Regions from separate parts of the Homo sapiens genome. Here region 1 is linked to region 2. Evidence: read pairs that join two places in POLR2A ChIA-PET (ENCODE). Cell type or tissue: PC-9. All regions are shown on one strand. Each heading gives the region's core, and the rest is flanking DNA. Links, peaks and the distances in the headings are about the cores only.

Region 1 (2,919 bases), core at 311-2,810, 860 kb after region 2:
TTCTCCCCCTCCCAAGGCCACTCCTCAACATGCTGAATCAAGTTCCAATTCTTCCTCAACCTCTGCTCCCCCACCTTATAATTCTTCTATCATCTCCCCTCCTCACACTCGGTTCAGCTTACAGTTTCATTCCATGACTAGCTCTCGCCCACCTGCCCAACAATTTCCTCTTAGAGAGGTGGCTGGAGCTGAGGGCATAGTAAGGGTTCATGTACCTTTTTCTCTATCAGACCTTTCCCAAATCAGTCAGCATTTGGGCTCTTTCTCATCAGACCCCACTAAATACATATATGAATTCCAATATTTAACTCAGTCCTACAGTTTAATCTGGAGTGACTTAAACATCATTCTGACCTCTACCCTCTTCCCAGATGAGTGAGAAAGAGTTTATAACCTAGCCCAATCTCATGCTGACAACTGCTGGAGTCATGAGCCAGGCCTCCAAGAAGGCACCAGGGCAGTTCCCTGAGAGGATCCCTAATGGGAATACCAAACAGGCTCCAGAGGTACAGCTAGGTGAGATTGTATGGTCTCTCGCCTAGTTGAAGGGCTCAAAAAGGCAGCATAAAAAGCTGTTAATTATGACAAGCTTAAAGAAGCCACCCAAGGTAAGGATGAAAACCCAGCCCAGTTCATGGCCCACTTGGCAGCTACCCTTAGACGTTTTACAGCTCTGGACCCAGAAGGCCCAGAAGGCTGTCTCATTCTTAATATGCATTTTATTACCCAGTCTGCTCCCGACATTAGGAAAAAACTCCAAAAACTAGATTCCAGCCCTCAAACCCCATAAAAAGACTTAATTAACCATGCCTTAAAGGTGTTCAACAATAGAGAAGAGTCAGCAAAGCAGCAATGTATTTCAGAGCTGCAACTGCTTGCCTCCACTGTAAGACAAACCCCGGCCATGCCTTCAGCACACAAAAACTTCAGAACAACCAAACCACAGCCTCCAGGCACTTCTTTAAAATCTCCTCATGGACCTTGCTTCAAATGCCAAAAACTCAGCCACAGGGCCTCGGAATGCCCGCAGCCTAGGATTCCTCCTAAGCCTTGTCCTGTCTGTGTGGGACCCCACTAGAAGTCAGACTGTCCAACTAGGATTACAGCCTCTCCTAGACATGCTGGAACAAAAACCTCAGGTTCTCTGGCTGACTCCTTCCCAGATCTCCTCAGCTTAGTGGCTGAAGACTGACACTGCCTGACCACCTCGGAAGCCCCCTGGACTATCACGGACACTGAGCTTCAGGTAGCTCTTACAGTGGAGGGTAACCCTTTTTAATCGATATGGGGGCTACCCACTTCAAATTACCTTCTTTTAAAGGGCCTGTTTCCCTTGCCCCCATAACTGTTTTGGTTATTGACAGCCAGTCTTCTAAACCTCTTAAAGCTCCCCCACTCTGGTGTCAACTTGGACAATATTCTTTTATACACTCTTTTTAAATTATCCCCACCTGCCTACTTCTCTTATTAGGCTGAGACATTTTAACCAAATTATCTGCTTCCCTGACTATTCCTGGGCTACAGCCACACTTCATTGCTGCCTTTTTGCTCAATTTAAGGCCTCTTTTGCATCCTCCCCTTGTGTCTCCCCACCTTAATCCACAAGTATGGGATACCTCTACTCCTTCTTTGGCAACTGACTATGCACCCCTTACCATTCCATTAAAACCTAATCACCTTTACCCTGCTCATTGCCAGTGTCCCATCCCACAGCAGGCTCTAAGAGGACTGAAGCCTATTATCACTCACCTGTTACAACATGGCCTTTTAAAGCCTACAAATTCTCCTTACAACTCCTCTATCCTACCTGTCCAAAAACCAGACAAGTCTTACAGGTTGTTTCAGGATCTTCACCTTATTAATCAAATCGTCATTCCCATCCATCCTATAGTGCTAAACCTTTACACTCTCCTGTCTTCAATACCTGCTTCCACAACTCATTATTCAGTTATTGACCTCTAAGACACCTTCTTTACTATTCCTTTACATCCCTCCTCCCAACCTTTTTTCATCTTTACTTGGACTGACCCTGACACCCACCAGTCCCAGCAACTCACCTGGACTGTCCTACCCCAAGGTTTTAGGGACAGCCCATATCACTTTGGTCAGGCTCTCTCTCATGACTTACTATCTTTTTGCCCATCTACCTCCCACCTTATTCAATATGTTGATGACCTTCTTCTTTGCAGCCCCTCTTACCAATCCTCCCAGCAGGACACTATCCTACTTCTTCAGCATCTCTACTTGAAGGGGTACTGAGTATCCATCTCTAAGGCTCAAATTTCTTCCCCTAGTGTTACATATCTTGGCATAGTCCTCCATCAACATACATGTGCTCTTCCTGCAGACCACGTTCAGTTAATCTCCCAGACCCCAATCCCTACCACCAAGCAACAATTCCTTTCCTTCTTAGGCATTGTTGGATACTTCCAACTCTGGATACCAGGCTTTGCCATCCTAACCAAACCACTTTACAAGCTCACTAAAGGCAATTTAGCTGATCCCAAAGACCCTAAGTCCTTTCCTCATTCTTTCATTCATTCTCTCAAAAAGGCCTTAGAAACAGCTCCCCCAGCTCATCCCAACCTTTTTCCTTACACACAGCTGAAATACAAGGTTGTGCTGCTGGAGGTCTCACACAGGAGCCAGGCCCAAAACCTATAGCCTTTCTATCCAAACAACTTGACCTCACAGTTCTAGACTGGCCCTCATATCTACAAGTGGTGGTAGCTGCCACTTTAATACTTCTAGAGGCCTTCAAAATCACAAGCTATGCTCCACTTACCCTCTACAGTTCTCAAAACCTTCAAGTGTTAATATCCTCCATGCACCTTTCACACTTATTTTCTGCCCATCGACTCCTCCAGCTCTATTCACTCTTTATTGAAACCCCAATAGTAACTATTGCCCATGGTGTCC
Region 2 (2,919 bases), core at 109-2,608:
TGAACTCAAATTATTAATCCTGCTTGTGAGTCCATTTGACTAGAGCTGAGTCTTCTAATGGAAAAGCAATTCAGTAATCACTCTTTGGGATTCAGTAAATACCTCATAAATACTTATAAAACATGTAACAGACCCTACTGGGCATTGGGATTGGCATTAAGGTTTATTATTTGATTGTGTTTGAAATCAGAAAAAGCTAAGATTGTGCTACTTATTTTTTATTCAGAGAAGAAATTAACTGGTGACTGGAGCTGATTGACTAGAATGGAGCAACCCACTGGATGTTTATATTAGTCACATAGCAAATATTTTTTCTGAGTAATTAACAAGGATTACTTTATAGTTGAAAACAATTACGGAGCAATTTGTAATTTTCCAAGAGCTTTTCCAATCCTGGTCTTATTGATTCTTTATAACGATTCTATAAATTGTAGGTTATACTGTCTTGTGTATAAATTGTAGGTTATTCTGTCTTCTGAAGATAACCTAGGCTTTAGAGTCAGACAGTACTAGGGAAGAACCAGAGCTTCAACCCCTGTTGGTTATGTGACCTGGAACAGATTACTAAACTGTCCTAAGCTTTAGCTATTTCCATACATAAATTAAGATAATAATATTTACCCTGTATAACCATTATAGAAATTAGTTTATGATAAACTTAGCATTATGTTGGACACACTGCACGTGTTTAAATTGTCATCCATAGGGCTTACCTTTGACTTTTTTTTAATAGTGAGGATAGATTATACTAATCATTCAATTCCCTATTATCAAATTCTCTTGTGACACTACAAGATTACTGGCATGCCTGTAGATGTACTCTAGCCATGCAACAGAACATAGAATATTAAACCTCAAACCTTAAAATTTAGTAGACTACTCTGACCAGTTGACATAAAGAATGTGCTTATATTAATGAAATGACACTAATTTCACCACCATACAATCCTAAATGAACTAAAATCATAGGTGTACACTGGTCAATGGTTTATATCCAAGGAATGAAAATGTAAATTTTATTTCAATATTATTTACAAGTATTCAATTAAATGATTGAAATTATGAACTAATTACATTTCTACTGATGCAGTTTCAGCCACAGAGTTATCTGTGTCAATCACAGAAATAAAACCTGTGTATAGAACTAATAAAGCATCCAGAATTTTTTCACTACTCTCTTCAATTTGAACTCCAGTTTATTACCTGAATAAGAAATGAATCAAAGTATCTTAACTTTTTTTGATGATTTAGATAAATTTTTCTATTTTCATATGGTACAGATATCACAAATATATATTACATATATCAAACACATATATGTAACACATATATATCACATATATATCAGACACATATATAGCATATGTATAACACACATATATATGCCATGTATATATACATACACACACACACAACATATATATATATAAAACACATAGCATCAGGGGTGGGCTGGCGCTGCCTCATACGAGCTTGGCAGAGCCAATTCTGCTCATCTCCTTCCTAGTCTGTGTTCAGCGACATTGCACTGGGAGCTTGAAATCAGCCACAGGGGAGTGTATACACCCAGGAGTCACCAAATGTTACAAATCAGGCCTTTTTAAAATCCAGAGTCACCTTACAAGTACAACACAGCATAGCAGACATTTTTAAAATATTTGTTATATGAACAAGTGAATTAATAAATTCAACATATTTGTATTGTCATTAAGCATAGCAAACATTAGAGGAAGATGACCTCACTTACTAAAACTTCCAAGGCATGTGTCTGTAAAGCAAAAATGTGAGTTCTCTGAGGCAAATTTCAGAAATTATCAGAGTCTAATTTCTTCATGTTTTTGTCTAAATAAGTGGATGAAACCACGCTCCCTTCAAACTTAGGTATCCAGGAAAGCAAACCTAAAATGTTTATGGATCCAAACCAACGGCTTACATGATATTCTCTACATATATATCTGTGATTGTATAAAGTTTCTCCCCATAGGGAACAAGAAAAGAACTGCAGATATTTATCACCTTTTCTAGATTCTTAAGAGTCCTAAAATGTTATCTCAGAGAATGCTAGAGTAACATAAACTTTTTTTTTGTGAAAAATAAGTAAATCACTGCCATATGATGATGGTTACTCAATTTCCAGATGATTTAATGGCTAATCCCAGGGCAATATCTTACTAGTTTCGACCCCTGCTGTGTGATGAGGTTTTGACAGTCATAATTGTACAGCAGGCCATAGTTTAATATAAGTAATTATAAACCAGGAATTATTAATCATTATCTAATAATCTGATACTAAACTATTGGATGTTGCTTGTGAAATAACAAGAAAATTCAAAGTGATTATATCAAGTGATTCTATGATACTTCTAGACAGCAAAATAAAAATAAAAGAAGAGGTTCAAGCCTTGTTAAGGTTTTAGCATCACAATCAGACAGCACCTATAAAATAAGTCAACTATGCCATGGTCCCAGTAGCCAGTAAAGTTCGTTGGGACCAACTTCCTTCCTCTTCAGCTCATGCCTCTTGGAACACATGGGGCAGCTGTGTGCACCTCAGATGGAGCAGCCAAAAAGAGCTCAGAGCTTTGGTCCTGACTTTGCAGCCCAAGTGAGATCATGGGTAAGTCACTTAAACTCTTTGGCCTTATTTTAACAACTCAGGATCATTGACCCTCTCCAATTTATGTCAAGGACAATAACAATAATAATCATCGTTCCCACTAATTTAAGGATGTGAAAAAATGCAGGATGATTTTGGTGGAGAGTTTTGCTGGAGAAAAGCACTCAAATGGGGTCGTCAAGGTAGGTAAACCTGACAAGGGAGTTAGTTTGCAGATTGTTGCAGGCGTGAAGTGCTAGGCCAAAAGTTAGGAAGTTCTCGAAGTGTCTAGGTGTGAAACAATGATGGTCTGAATGAAGATG

The links. ChIA-PET counts read pairs that join two places held together with the same protein. Peaks named below come from ENCODE experiments on the same cell type or tissue, not always from the same donor. Only the 100,000 strongest peaks of a DNase experiment are listed, where the experiment ranks them.
Region 1: POLR2A ChIA-PET joins it to region 2 with 6 read pairs; 1 of 35 experiments calls an interaction of 5 or more read pairs at or near these places.

Annotation. Positions count from the first base shown.
Region 1 is chr1:221,949,218-221,952,136 of GRCh38, forward strand. All of the region lies in intron 1 of LINC02257 (long intergenic non-protein coding RNA 2257), which reads right to left. Among named protein-coding and RNA genes, the nearest start is that of LINC02474, 16 kb to the right of the region's middle. In PC-9, for the core only: no CTCF peak of the experiment used is centred there; no DNase peak of the experiment used is centred there.
Region 2 is chr1:221,087,834-221,090,752 of GRCh38, forward strand. All of the region lies in intron 5 of LOC101929750 (a long non-coding RNA gene), which reads left to right. Among named protein-coding and RNA genes, the nearest start is that of HLX-AS1, 210 kb to the left of the region's middle. In PC-9, for the core only: no CTCF peak of the experiment used is centred there; a DNase peak (open chromatin) is centred at 1,638; H3K27ac peaks cover 772 bases.